Regions from separate parts of the Homo sapiens genome. Here all the other regions are linked to region 5. The links are chromatin contacts, found by Hi-C or POLR2A ChIA-PET in ENCODE. All regions are on one chromosome and are shown on one strand. Each heading gives the region's core, a stretch centred on a gene start or an enhancer-like site at or near the end of the contact. The rest is flanking DNA. Distances are from core to core; before and after follow the strand shown. Region 1 holds the start of GRHL3-AS1 (GRHL3 antisense RNA 1). Region 2 has its middle 23 kb from the start of ELOA. Region 3 holds the start of ID3 (inhibitor of DNA binding 3). Region 4 holds the start of RPL11 (ribosomal protein L11). Region 5 holds the start of SRSF10 (serine and arginine rich splicing factor 10).

Region 1 (2,700 bases), core at 55-2,554, 340 kb after region 5:
GCCCTTCAGCTCTTCATGTTCACAGCACAATCACTTGGGTTAACAGGCACATTTCTTTTGAATGAATTTCCCGGGGTTGACAATGTATTGACAATTGGACCGCAATGAGAATAAGAGCAGGAGCATTGGTACTGACACCTGGGTTCAAGTCCCAGCTCTAGCACTTATAGCTGTGTGATGTTGAGCAAGTCCCTTAATCCTCATCTGTAAATAGTGGCCAACAGTAGTATCCACCTCATGGGGTTGTTAGAGGATTTGACAATTTTAGAATAGTGATTGCTTTTAAGGCTGGTGGAGAACACACCAGTAACACCATTGTCATTTCATGTAGAACTAACCAATCAATGAGCATTCCCAAACCTCTTGCTATTTTTCCATACTTTGAACGCGCAAAAAAATCTTGACATGTGTCTCCATCCCACTTAAATTTGCTGGCTAAAACTGCGGAGGCTACAGACAGAATCTATTCATTACTGCACGTTAGGGGGTATGTGTTCTGAAGCTGGGTTACTTGAACAGAAAGGTTTCTTGCTTTTCTCCTCCCTAATGGTTTGGATTTGAAGTCAGATCCGCTGACAGTTGAGGCTTCTCAGTTTGGGGTGGGGTGAGGGAAGCCAGTTGCCTGCTGAGTAATTGCAGGCGGACTCCAAGCCACCATTTGAGATTACAGTGGCAGAGCCTGGGGGCTCAGCTGCCCCTACTGGTAAGGGGAGGGCACCCGGCGCTTGGCTTGCAAGTTCTGAGCTGCTGTTGCTTCTGCGGCCTCGACATTCTCCTAAAAAGTGCCAAGTTAAGAGGACTGGCCATAGCTTACAGCTTGGGCCCTCATGGAATGGCCAACTCTGGCCAGGCCTTGATATAGTGGCAAAAGTGGGACTTGCCTGTCACTCTAAATTCTGCCACTTACCAACAGCAGGATCCTGGTGAATTTGTTTGTCCTCCCTGACCCTCAGTCTGCTCATCTGTCTGTAACACCTACCTGGCAGGAACAACTGTGAGCTCCCAAATGTGGACCAGAGCTCCATCCGCGCCCGCCCGGTGGCCAGGCCCCGGGTGTAAGGCGGCACTTCGAAGGCTGGTCTCTGAGAAGCATGGAGGCCCCGGCGGTGTAGTTAGAAACCAGCTGGAGGTGGCTGGCGGGTGCTGAGCGCCGGGCCTTTCATGTGGTCGCAGCGCTCTGGGTGCCTGGAGCCCGCAGCCCTGGGCAGCCCCGGGCTACCGCAGGGCGCAAGGGATCCTGGGCTGCGGCCGAGGGCGCCGGAAGTCGCCGCCGACCGCCTGGGTCTCGCAGGAAAACAGCCGGCGCCCGCGAGCTGCCCAGCGTCGGGTTTTCCTGAAGGTGCGTCGGGGCCCCCGGGGAGCTGGAGCCGCAGGCGACCTCCCCGGTGACCTGTTGTTCCCCTCTGGAGGGCCGGCCGGCGCTCCAGGCAGGCCCCGTTGACAGCCCAGGAAGGGAGAGTTTCGCCGCAAAGGGGCTTGGCACACAGTAGGTCTAAGGCACCGAGGCAGGAGCGTCCCCCGCGGCCTCGCTCCCTGCTCTCTGGGCCCCACCGCTGCCGCCTGGAGTCTCCCCTCAGCCTCGCAGAGACGCGACTCGGTTGGGGGAAGGGGACTAGAACCGTCGCAGTCCTGACCGCGGCCGCCGCCGCCGTTCTATCTGATCTCCAGGAGCGCCGGCTCCAGACTGCCTGGAGCGCTGAAAGAGTTAATCAGGAACGCCTCCCCGCTGTGGTTTTGTGGTCGAAACCATGATTGCCAGGAGCAAATTTTTGTCGTGCACGAGGTGTGTTATTAAAAGTCGGAGCTACGCTGCTGCTGAATGAAAAGTTAAAAGCCCTCTTTGAGTTCGGGCTGTAAAACTGGCGGACTGGGCCGAGAGGCTTGAGCCAACCCTAACGGCGGCGGCCCGGGCGGCGCGGGGGTCCTGCGGCTCCGCCAGCTGCTGGGAGCGGGCAGGCTGCGCAGTCCCAGCAGTGAGTGGCCGCAGCCAGGCGGTCGGCAGAGCTCCCACTGACCCACCGGAGGAGTGAAGAGGGAAAACGGGGCTGAAACCCAGATGGGATCATCCAGCTTTCTCTTACGTTAGAACAAAAATGACAGCCAACATTTATGGAGCGCTGACTCCGCATCTGACATTGTGTCGAGTGCTTGATAAATACACGCTCTTCTTTAAACCCTCCCAACAAACTAATGCGGGATGGGAGTGTAAATGCAGTTTTGCCGAAGAGGGGACCCAGACCTGGTTCAGGCTTGCCCAAGGTCTCACGGAAGCACTGGGATCTTAACCGGGTCTTAGCCGAGCAGCCATAGGCCACCCCGCTTCCTCTGTGCTTAGCCTCTGAAAAGAAGACAGAGGAGATGTGCCAAACTGTTAAGAGTGGTTATTTCTGAGCAGAAGAATGTGGATGAATTCCATTCTTCCTATTTTTCTGTAGGTTCTACATGTTATATATTTGTTGTATTTTACAAACCTATGTTACCTTTGGAGTCGTTAAGGGGAAGAGAGGGAGTCATTATTTTGAAAGAGAACACCTAGAACAGTGTTCTCAAACTGTGGTCCGTGGACCATCATCATCATCATCATCACCTGGGAACTAGTTAAAAATGCAAATTCTCAGCCCCACCCTAGACCTACTGAATCAGAAACTGGGGGTATGGCTCAGCGTTATGTGTTTTCACAGGCCCTCCAGGTGATTCTGA
Region 2 (2,700 bases), core at 61-2,560, 260 kb before region 5:
ATCTGACATTTATGGAGGCCAGAGGTCCAAAATGGGTCTCACTGGGCTATAATCAAGGTATAGCCATGGCTGTGTCCTTCCTGAGGCTCCAGGGAGAATCTGTTTGCTTGCCTTTTCCAGCTTCTAGAGGCCACCTGTGTTCCTTGGCTGGTGGCCACCTTCAAAGCCAGCAATCCCATCACTCCAGCCTTTGCCTCTGTCATCACATCTTCTCTGACTCTGACTCATGCTTCTCGCTTTCACTTAGAAGCACCCTTGTGATTATTTTGGGCTACCTCAATAATCCAGGATAATCTCCCTATCTTGAGGTCAGCTGATTAGCAATTTTTATTGTATTAAAATAAATAAATTTGTAATATAAATTGAAATGAGGTCTTGCAATGTTGCCCAGGCTGGTCTCAAACCTCTGAGTTCAAGTGATCCTCCTGCCTCGGCCTCCCAAAGTGCTGGGATTACAGGTGTGAGCCACCATGCTTGGCCTGATTAGCAATTTTAATTCCCCCTTGCCATGTAAGATAACATATTCACAGGTTCCTGGGATCAGGGTGTGGACACCTGGGGTGGGGAGGGGACATTATTCTGCCTAATGCAGGTGGGAAGAACAGCATGTAGGTTAGGGGCTAGTTCTCCTTGTGCCACCACATCCCCAAGAACTCTTAGGAATCTGAGAATGTTAAATTTAAACCTAGCCCCAGGTCATTATGAAGGTATATTCATCGAAGTAAGAGAACAGAATAGGATAGGATAGAGTAAAAACTGTATTTAATGGTTTGTTAGTTTTTAACTTTTAAATATTTAGATAAATGGTATGTGGGCCTCTGTATACACTTTTGCCATCAGCCATGCAAATATTAGAGGTCCGTCTAACCCAAAGTCACATAGCCGGTGAGGAGTCAAATTAGAACACAGATGTGTTACTTTCACCACACAAGGCCCCTCTTCAAGGAGAAGTAAGGCACTGTCTTTCTCAGCTTCGAGGCTCTGTATCTCTGCCTGTTTCCTGGTGGTTACAGGCTATGTGCTCTGGAAACTCCTGCTGAGAACCTGGCCTCCTAGCCCTTCTGAAGCTGCAGTTCTTCTCTCACACCGTGTATTGCCCTATGCGGATACCTCTCATACAGACCCTCCACTGGGCCGTTCAAGTCCACGTACTTATGGGTTCACCAGCTAGTTAGTGCCCCCAGCAGGGATACAGAGATGGTTTAGTCACAGTCCCTGCTTGCAAGGAGCTCACAGTCTAGTGAGGACATCACACAAAGAAATGGACAGTGACGACCACACGAGAGACTCCTCCAGTGATGGGTGCACGATAATCTGGGGCAGATCTGGGGTGGGGTTAGGTACAGGCTGCTCAGAGGAAGTGATTCTCAAACTGAGTCTTAATGAGGCCAGGAGGCTGAGGGCTGGAATTTTGGGTTGGCATATTTATAGACCCTGAGGCTGCAATGGGGCAAGTTTGGGAAATCCCAACTCTGTCATGATGACTAGAACAAAGAGTAAGAGGTGAGAGGGGCCAGAAGTAAGGCTTAAAACACTAAGAGCCACAAAAAAAAAAAAAAAAAAAAAAAAAAAGCAAACAAACAAAAAAAACACTAAGAGCCTCAGCCCAGGAATGGTGGCTCATGCCTGTAATCCCAGCACTTTGGGAGGCCAAGGCAGGTGGATCACCTGAGGTCAGGAGTTCGAGACCAGCCTGGCCAACATGGTGAAACCCCATCTCTCCTAAAAATAGAAAAAAAATTAGCCAGGCATGGTGGCACACATCTGTAATTCCAGCTACTCGGGAGGCTGAGACAGGAGAATCGCTTGAACCTGGGAGGTGGAAGTTGCAGTGAGCCGAGATTGTGCCACTGCACTCCAGCCTGGGCAAGAGACTCTATCTCAAAAAAAAAAAAAAAAAAAAAAAAACCCAAAAAACACTAAGAGCCTCATTGACCCTAACAGGCTGTAGGCTTTATGAGGGGCCTAAATGTTACTGTTCATACTGTGCCTATGTACCAGGCACATCAGTGCAAGCAAGGCACGTGGCACATAGTAGATGCTTAGTAAATTTTTGCTGAAAGAATGAATGACAGGGCCAGGCACGGTGGCTTACACCTGTAATCTCAGCACTTTGGGAGGCCGAGGTGGGCAGATCACTTGAGTTCAGGAGTTCGAGACCAGCCTGGCCAACATGGTGAAACGATGTCTCTACTAAAAATACAAAAATTAGCTGGGCGTGGTGGTGTGTGCCTATAATCCCAGCTACTCGGGAGGCTAAGGCAGGAGAATCGCTTGAACCCAGGAGGCAGAGGTTACTGTGAGCTGAGATTGCACCACTGCTATCCAGCCTGGGTGACAAAGCGAGACTCCATCTCAAAAAAAAAAAAAAAAAAAAAAAGAATGATGAATGACAGGCTAGGCACTGTGGCTCATGCCTGTAATCCCAGCACTTTGAGAGGCTGAGGCAGGCAGATTGCTTGAGCCCAGGAGTTCGAGACCAGCCTGAGCAACATAGTGAAACCCCATCTCTACAAAAAATAAAAAAATAAGGTGGGCATGGTGGCATGCACCTGTAGTCCCAGCTACTTGGGAGGTAGGTGGGAGGTTGAGGCTGCAGTGAGCTGTGATCACACCACTGCACTGCAGCCTAAGTGGCAGCAAGACCTTGTCTCAAAAAAGAAAAAGAATGACATGGGCTGGGCGTGGTGGCTCACTCCT
Region 3 (2,700 bases), core at 1-2,500, 420 kb before region 5:
CCACAAGTTCACAGTCCTTCGCTCCTGAGCACCAGGTTTAGTCTCCAGGAAGGGATTTGGTGAAGTCAAGTGGGCAGGGCGAAGTTGGGGCCCATCCCTGCCGTCCGGCTTCCGGCAGGAGAGGTTCCCGGGGTCCCAGGCAGAACGGGCGCCAGCACCTGCGTTCTGGGCGGGGGAGGAAAGAAGACCAAGGAGCAGTCAGTTTCCGCCGAGCGTGCCGAGGCGGGGGCCGTCCGCAGACTGGCCGGCGCCAGGGAGGAAACTTGGTCTGTACCTCCAGCTGATAACTCCGCGCCCCACGCTGCCCCCACCCAGTTGGCGCCAAAGACCACAGGCGGAGCTTGCGCTACCCCTCCTACTTGGAATTGACACTAGCTGGGAGGGGGCTGCCGAAGACAGCTCCCTATACAACATGGAACAGAAAGACTTGTATTTAGTCGGACCCATGTCTACTTTGCCAGACCCTCGGCCACTGCGGGAGGGCAGGGCCCAGGCGCATTTAAGGCTTAAATGCACATCACATGGAAACTGACTCTGCCATTCATTTGATGCAACCATGGGCAAGTCACTTGTCCCTCTCTGGCCTCAGTTTCCCTAAACCGAGTGAGTGGCAATTTTTCAAAACGTCTGCCAACTCCAGGACTTGCCGTTTAAACCTCCCTCTCCAAGAGAGGAGATACTCACCTGGAGGTGTCAGGACACGGCCGAGTCAGTGGCAAAAGCTCCTTTTGTCGTTGGAGATGACAAGTTCCGGAGTGAGCTCGGCTGTCTGATTAGAGGAAAAGAGGGAAGAGTTACGCGAGGCAATCGGGAGCTCCGAGGGTCCCGCAGCATCCTTGCCTGGGTGTTCAGCCCTGTCCCGACTTCGAGGCTTACCTGGATGGGAAGGTGGGGGCCATCAGGGGGTCCAGGGGCTGGCTCGGCCAGGACTACCTGCAGGTCGAGAATGTAGTCGATGACGCGCTGTAGGATTTCCACCTGGCTAAGCTGAGTGCCTCTCGGGACTCCGGGTACCAGTTCCCGCAGGCGGGAGTAGCAGTGGTTCATGTCGTCCAGCAAGCTCAGCGGCTCCTCAGCTGCCGGGCCCTTCCCTCGGCCCCGGGCGATGGCCAGACTGCGTTCCGACAGGCAGCACACCGCCTCGTAGCAGCCGCGCACCGGGCTCAGCGCCTTCATGCTGGGGAGTGAGTCCAGAGGTGCCCCAAAGAGAAAGAAAACCAAAAGAAGTCCCGCTACAGTGACCTGCAACGCGCGCACGCTCGCCGCGGCGGTCACTTATAGAGCCTGCCTGGAAGGCACGCCTCTTTATTCAAAATGGCCCGCCTCGGCCCTGCCCCCGCCGGCCCTGGGCGTTCACAGCCCGCTTAAATTGCAAACAGGCTTCCTCCGGCTGGTCTGACGCCGAAGACCGCGGAGCCGCGGATTCAAAGAATGAGGAAGCGCTGATACCGGGGAGAGGCGGGCCTCTCCGCCAGCAAGGATTTAAAAATCACTCAAAACCATTAACTTCCAGAATTTGCTTTTTCCTGGCAGCACCCCAGATCTTTGAGCTTCCCTGCCCCCTGCCAGTCCGCCTTTAGCCCAACACTGGTTCGAGCCACAGCTCCTCCGAGGTCATAAATCCCTGAACAGCAAAGAAGCTCCCCCCACCCCCCGTTTTTTTTAAGCGAAAGATTTTTCAAGGGAAACTTGTAAGGAATTAGTGCCGCCTTGTTCCCCAATTTGCTGTTCGTCTGACCTCCAGACTCACTGGCGTCAGGAATTATCTTGTGACCAGAGGGAAAAAAAATTAATTGCGGTGAAGCTGAGGTTACAATGAAGAAAACAGATTTGCGCTAGGCGCTGAGATTGCAGAAGGAGGAGGGAAAGGGGGTTTGAGCAAAGAACACTATTTATTTGAGCAACAGGGGAAAAGAAGAAAGCTTGAGCCCATGCTTTTTGCATGGGGAAAAAAGGAGCCTGGACCCTCTGCCCCATAAACTCCATAACGAACTAAATATATGCACAGTTGTGCTTTGTGAGTTCAATTAGAATTTTGGACAAGGTTTTAAATATGGAGGCACAGATGGGACAATTTCTACATAAACCTTTTTAAGAGCCCCCCCCCACCCAATTGGGTCAGCAAATTTCTTAACTTCCCCTCTCTTCACTTTCCACACACCTCTGTGTAGAAAACAGTGGTAATTTCATTGCTCTATTGTCTGTCCCTTTCTGCTATGGAAGGGCAGGCCACCTGGACTTGATTATTCTTAGCCCTGCTGAAGTAGCTCCAGCTCCATCTGAAAGACCAGGAAAGGAACCAGAGGGCCGGCAAACTAAGTCCTGTATTGCAACAGGACACTGTGCTCAGTATTCTTTGATTCTTTGCTTGCCTTCTTGTCACCTCCCTAGACATTTGGGGACCTGCACTTCCAAGATGCTGCTTTCCATTTTGGAAATGACCAAGTGGGATTCCCCCAATAGTTGCTTTCCTAATGAATCATTGGTGAATATTTATGGAGTCCCTCCGCATAAAACAGTGGCTCCTGCTTTCAAGAATCTCACAATTTGGGGAGACAAGATTAACACAGGAAACAAGAGTTCGATAATGTGTGGCACTGATTAACAGGACAAGGGGGGCTCAGAGCCAAAGAGAGTCGCAAAACGGTTGAAAAGGACACTGACTGGGAATTGAGAGCCCTGGGTTCATCATGCTAGCCC
Region 4 (2,700 bases), core at 90-2,589, 290 kb before region 5:
CCGCCACCACGCCCGGCTAATTTTTTTTTTTTTTTTTTTTTGTATTTTTAGTAGAGACGGAGTTTCACCGTGTTAGCCAGGATGGTCTCGATTTCCTGACCTCGCGATCCGCCCGTCTCGGTCTCCCAAAGTGCTGGGATTACAGGCGTGAGCCACCGCGCCCGGCCGCTGTTAAGTACTTATATGTGAATAAGCGTAAGAAAGTATTGCTTATCAATAGCATATACATTTACAGTCTGGAAAAATGGTTAGGCCAACCAACCAGAGATTGTCCACAAGGGTGGCTGAGATAGTGACACCTTTGCTTTCTGATGGTTCAATGTACACAAACTTTGTTTCATGCACAAACTTACTTAAAATATTGTATAAAATTACCTTCAGACTATGTGTATAAGGTGTATATGGAACATAAATTAATTTCATATTCAGACTTGGGTTCCATCCCCAAGATATCTCATTATGTTTATGCGAATATTCCATAATCCGGAAAAATCCCAAATCTAAAAACCGTCTGGTCCCAGGCTTTTCAGGTTAGGAATACGCACCCTGTAGTAACTTGCCCAAGGTCACATAGCTACTAGCTGGTCGAGACAGGACCACATCTGCCTGTCTTCAAGCTCGGGACTCTTAAACCACCACTCCTTTCCGTTTGTATAAATTCTATTTGTGCCCGGAGTGGTGGCTCACGCCTGTAATCCCAGCACTTTGGGAGGCCAAGGCGGGTGGATCATTTGAGGTCAGGAGTTCCATACCAGCCCGACCAACATGGTGAAACCCCATCTCTACTAAAAATACAAACAAATTAGACCGGTATGGTGGTGCGTGCCTGTAATCCCAGCTACTTGGGAGGCTGAGGCAGGAGAATCGCTTGAACCCGGGAGGCGGAGGTTGCAGTGAGCCGATATCGCGCCACTGCACTTCAACCTGGGTGACACAGCGAGGCTCCGTCTCAAAAAATAAATAAATAAATAAATTATATTTGTTTACGTTGTTACAGAATAAATTTGCGTCATAATTTGCATGATTGATTTAATGTAGTTTTGGCGTTCTCATCACACAAGGACCACCAGCTCGTGACACTGGGAGGAGAGAACGTCCTCAAGGTCCGGAAACTCAAGGACGTGCTGATTCGGGAGCTTTCAAAAACTATTTTTGGAAAACCCAGATCCCGGTCTTCAGCCAGCGTCGCCTGCAGTGGCTAGCACTACCCACAAGGGAGAAGCCGACGCTGCAGGGCTTTGCCAAATGCGCCTCTCTTCCTCGTCTTCATCTCTGTGGTTAGCCTGGGAAAAGAGCCCGCCTCCTGGCCCATAAGGCCCTCGGCCGGAAGCTCCGCTTTCTCTTCCTGCTCTCCATCATGGCGGTGAGTAGCTGGGACCTGGATTTGCTTTCCTTTATCCGTCGCCATCCATGGCAGGCCGAGCCTGCGGGGGCTACTTCGCCCGCAGCCCGAGGAATATGGAGCCCGCAATGCCTGCTGGCCCAAAACTAGCAGAGCCGTTCGAGCCAAGGACGCAGGGTTGAATTCTGTCACTTTCCCTGCCATCGTTTTAGGAGCGGCTCCGGGCACTTGCCCGGAGTGCTCAGAAGCACGGTCAGGAGGCTGCAGCGGGGGCAGATGGGGTGAATGGAGGGTTCTGAGGCAGGGGGGTCCGGGCCTTTTCCTGGTCCCGGGGACTTGAGACTTGCTCGGTGCTAGGAAACCTTAGTCGGTTGCTCCGCTTAGGGAAGGTGCCAGCCTTTAGACAGCTTCCGAATAGGATGCTGGACGTCGCATAACCACGTGTTTCCTGTTAACTGAGCAATTAAGTTCTGTTTCTTCGCTCACTCCCCTTAGTTGGCCTTACAATGGGGGCGCTCTTTGTTACCCTGAGCCTCTTAGGGTTCGATCTCAGTGTCCGTATCTTTTAACACTCAATAACTGTCCTGAGTTTTCTCTTCACCCGTTCCGTTCGTGGAGGAAGGATAGGTTCCGAGCTGTCTTCTTCCCTTGATGTCCCCTAAACATTATACCTTTTAAACATTCAGGGTCTTCGTTACGATTTGGGATGAGCAGAAATAAAAATGCTGTGCAGATAGAAAGTAGTAAAACTCAGGGCCCTCAGCTGTGAGTGTATTGACTGCTGCTCTTCCCTGTTGCAGCAGGATCAAGGTGAAAAGGAGAACCCCATGCGGGAACTTCGCATCCGCAAACTCTGTCTCAACATCTGTGTTGGGGAGAGTGGAGACAGACTGACGCGAGCAGCCAAGGTGTTGGAGCAGCTCACAGGGCAGACCCCTGTGTTTTCCAAAGGTGAGTAGTCACAAGGACATACAGGGTTTGCCTGCTTGGGTCGCTTGGTTGTTTCTTGATTTACCTGCTGTCGAGTCTGTTTAGAAAGTGACAGTCGGCATCACTTAAAGCATTAAATTCATGAGCCGGCCAAGAGGTGTCTTTTTTTTTTTTTTTTATTCAAGATGGCGTGTGGGATTGGAACACTAGATTTTATTTGAGCAGATCTTAAGCTAAGACTAGCCCAAGTAAAGATTTTCCTAAGTAACTAGGATATGAGATAGAGTGGAAATGTCAGGAACGAAGTAAAGATCATTAGATCTGATTAGCAGTTAGGGTTATATAGGCTGCATTAAGAACAGGGCTGTACGGGAGCATGAGGCTTCAGTGGCCTATATTAGTGCCACTGCACTCCAGCCTGGTTGACC
Region 5 (2,700 bases), core at 62-2,561:
TTCATAAAAGGTACAGCAGCATTAGGTTGTATATAAGCCTTGTTTTTTTTTTTTTTTTTACTTTTACAGCATCAAATCGACTCTAGCACTCTGAAAAATACCAAGCACTTATTTTTACTCCCCAATTTTAGCGACAGATTTACACACTTAACAGTAGATAAATATGGTCTGAAAAAGTCACAAATATCGAACTTCTTAAATAGTTAAGTGTCAAGATGACGTAAAGAGAAAATTTCTCTAGATGCTAACGTAACTATTAGAAATTATGGAAAGAATTATTTATGGAAAGAATTATTGCTTTCTTTCCTTCTTAAATTTAAGACAAAAGCAAATCACAAAGCTAGCAAAAAACCCCCACGAAACACCAAAAACCCAAACCACTTATTTTCTGTGTGTAGATTCATTATTTGTGAAATAAAAAGCCTCATCTTGTAGTAAGAACTCTTCCAAAATAATCTGAAGGCAACTCGAAACAAGGGAATGGTGAGAACAAAGCCTATTTAAGGTACGTCTGAATTAATCTAACTTAGCTGTCAACGTCCTAATGACTGACGCTTCCCAAACCTCCCTTTTCAAAGGGTGACCAGAATTTCCAGGAAATAAGAAAAACTACTCGCAACATTTAACTGGAAAAATCTAACTCCCCAAATCTCAACGCTCCCTTTCTCCAAACACCTCCAACTGATTAAAACCCCCAAATATTAACAACGGCAACAACAACAAAGATAAATGGTAGCAACATTCCTCTCCCTCGATCCCGTTATTTCATCTCACTATTTTTTGGCTGGGGAAAAAAAAAAATCTCTGGGCCAAGGGGGCGTGAACCTCGAAGAATGTGAACTTCAAATCAATGGGGGGCGGCCGTCGGGTCGCGGAAAGGCCGCGGCGGGGGGCTGCTCGCGCCGGCAGGAAGCAGGGAGAAAGGGGCTGCAAACTGCGGAGGGGGAGGGGGACCGAAAAACCCCGCCACGCGGCCCGGCGAAGGCAGAGGCGCCGCCCTCGCTCCCACGCGGCGGCTGAGGCCCGCTGCGCGGCCTAGTTCGGCGCCAAAGCGGGCGCGGGACCCGCCATCTTCACTCCGTCCCCTCCCCCGGCCCAGTGCCGCCACCACCAGGGTCCTCTCCAGGCGCCTGCGGCCTCCCCGCCTAGGCCCGGAGTACCTGCCTTGTACCTACCTGGTGTCGTCGGCCACGTTCCTGACGAACAGAGACGTGTTGGGGGGACGCAGGTAGCGGGACATGGCGGCGGCGTGTCTCGGCCGGGCGCACTAACGGGCTCAGCAAACCGTCCGCGGCTCAGGCGGCCGAGCCTCAGACACACACAGCTAGAGGGCTCTGCTACGGCAACCGACTCTTCTCGCGAGACTTCACTCCCGCCTCCACTTCCCCCTCCTACCTCCGCGCAAAGTCGGGCGCAACGGTTCTTTCCCGCGAGAACACCAGGCGTCCGCCTGCGCATGCGGAGGGCTGGCGCACGCGCCTCAGCGTCGGTGTCATTCGTTGGCTTCTTGCGGTGCCTCTTACCCTCCCCCAAGCCTGTTCTTTCTTTCTTTAGGTCTTCATTTCCCGCCGTTTTCTACCTTACACTCCACTTCATCTCCACCCCCAAATCAGGAAGCAGATGTTTTAGTCTCTAGGCCAAACTTTGCGGTTACTACTAAATGGACAGATTTTTAAACTATTTAGTTCAGAGAGGCTGCCTTAAATTTCCCGGTTGGTCCAAGTTAATGTCCTGCTTTTATTTTGCCTTAAATTTCCCGTTTGGTCCAGGTTATGCCCTGACCTGCGAAAGAAGGATTTACAGCTTGTATTGAGTGTGTAAAGGAAGGAGGTGTGTGCCCTTGCGCAGAGCTGGGCCTGTCTCTCCAGTGTTTTCAGCCTGCCTTTGCCCCTCACCCACACCCTAGCCATCTCCACTTAGTCACGCATTTGGCTCCCAACCTGGGTGGGACCAAACCTCACACTGTAGGTTCATGACTGTGGTCATTTGTAGTGTATTCTTTGTTGCTGACGGCTTCCTGGGTATGCATCGGACCTGTATTGCAGCAGTTCTCAAACTTTTTGGTCTCAGAACGCCTTTATATTCTTGTGTATTACGGAAGATTCCAAAGAGCTTTTTTTAAAAAAAGTGTGGGTTATACCTATTAATAAATAGTTAATGAGAACTTAAAATAGAGGAAACTTCGGCTGGGCTCGGTGGCTCACGCCTGTAATCCCTCCCTGTACTTTGGGAGGCCGAGGCGGGCAGATCACGAGGTCAAGAGTTTGAGACCAGCCTGACCAACACAGTGAAACCCCATCTCTACTAAAAATACAAAAATTAGCCAGGCGTAGTGGCGCGCGCCTGTAATCCCAGCTACTTGGGAGGCTGGGGCAGAAGAATCGCTTGAACTCGGGAGGCAGAGGTTGCAGTGAGCCGAGATTGCACCACTGCATTCCAGCCTGGGCGACAGGGTGAGACTCCGTCTCAAAAAAGAAAAAAAAAAAAAATAGAGAAAACTTTGACACACTCCACTACCCTTTATCACACATCATGTACCCTCTGGAAAACTCCACGTTTGTAAGAGAATGAGCATGAAAATAGCAAATAATCTTTAGTATGGTTTTGATTTTGGAGGCCCTTTTGAGAGCCATTTCCTGCTCGATAAGAGTCAACTTCTGGAGATGAGAGACTTCAGTTGGAATGCCTCCAGCGTGTGGC

The links. A loop is a pair of places that touch in the nucleus more often than their neighbours do. ChIA-PET counts read pairs that join two places held with the same protein, here RNA polymerase II (POLR2A). Pooled maps may share reads with other maps.
Region 1: a pooled map shows a loop between it and region 5 (7-fold over the local background). The contact joins the promoter of GRHL3-AS1 here to the promoter of SRSF10 in region 5. A Hi-C loop is called at or near these places in 5 of 50 pooled maps. POLR2A ChIA-PET finds 5 or more read pairs at or near these places in 4 of 52 experiments (A673, GM10248, H1 and 1 more).
Region 2: a pooled map shows a loop between it and region 5 (5-fold over the local background). The contact joins the enhancer-like site here to the promoter of SRSF10 in region 5. A Hi-C loop is called at or near these places in 2 of 50 pooled maps. POLR2A ChIA-PET finds 5 or more read pairs at or near these places in 3 of 52 experiments (activated B cell, activated CD4-positive, alpha-beta T cell and activated T-cell).
Region 3: a map of CD4-positive, alpha-beta T cell shows a loop between it and region 5 (3-fold over the local background). The contact joins the promoter of ID3 here to the promoter of SRSF10 in region 5. A Hi-C loop is called at or near these places in 1 of 168 maps with a recorded cell type or tissue (CD4-positive, alpha-beta T cell) and 6 of 50 pooled maps. POLR2A ChIA-PET finds 5 or more read pairs at or near these places in 1 of 52 experiments (GM10248).
Region 4: a map of naive thymus-derived CD4-positive, alpha-beta T cell shows a loop between it and region 5 (4-fold over the local background). The contact joins the promoter of RPL11 here to the promoter of SRSF10 in region 5. A Hi-C loop is called at or near these places in 1 of 168 maps with a recorded cell type or tissue (naive thymus-derived CD4-positive, alpha-beta T cell) and 9 of 50 pooled maps. POLR2A ChIA-PET finds 5 or more read pairs at or near these places in 9 of 52 experiments (A673, GM12878, H1 and 6 more).

The regions. Positions count from the first base shown.
Region 1 is chr1:24,320,687-24,323,386 of GRCh38, forward strand. GRHL3-AS1 (GRHL3 antisense RNA 1) reads right to left here and starts at 1,305. Exons shown (of 2, transcript NR_183722.1): 1 at 980-1,305. All of the region lies in intron 1 of GRHL3 (grainyhead like transcription factor 3), which reads left to right. RefSeq lists a silencer at 1,204-1,343 and enhancers at 1,411-1,928, 1,929-2,444.
Region 2 is chr1:23,719,426-23,722,125 of GRCh38, forward strand. No RefSeq gene overlaps it. Among named protein-coding and RNA genes, the nearest start is that of ELOA, 23 kb to the right of the region's middle. Within about 2 kb of position 1,311, at least 5 of the 41 ENCODE cell types and tissues checked have a DNase peak (open chromatin) inside an H3K27ac peak, as active enhancers do.
Region 3 is chr1:23,558,251-23,560,950 of GRCh38, forward strand. ID3 (inhibitor of DNA binding 3) reads right to left here and starts at 1,251. Exons shown (of 3, transcript NM_002167.5): 1 at 877-1,251; 2 at 685-769; 3 at 1-165. The coding sequence starts at 1,176. The coding sequence ends at 710. The region is part of intron 2 of LOC124903876 (a long non-coding RNA gene); the gene reads left to right. RefSeq lists an enhancer at 121-250 and silencers at 1,191-1,450, 1,318-1,564.
Region 4 is chr1:23,690,467-23,693,166 of GRCh38, forward strand. It overlaps RPL11 (ribosomal protein L11), which reads left to right and starts at 1,340. Exons shown (of 6, transcript NM_000975.5): 1 at 1,340-1,363; 2 at 2,143-2,293. The coding sequence starts at 1,358. RefSeq lists an enhancer at 1,302-1,621.
Region 5 is chr1:23,979,016-23,981,715 of GRCh38, forward strand. It overlaps SRSF10 (serine and arginine rich splicing factor 10), which reads right to left and starts at 1,312. Exons shown (of 6, transcript NM_054016.4): 1 at 1,176-1,312. The coding sequence starts at 1,240. RefSeq lists enhancers at 539-1,529, 767-816, 1,247-1,576, 1,530-2,520, 1,587-1,636.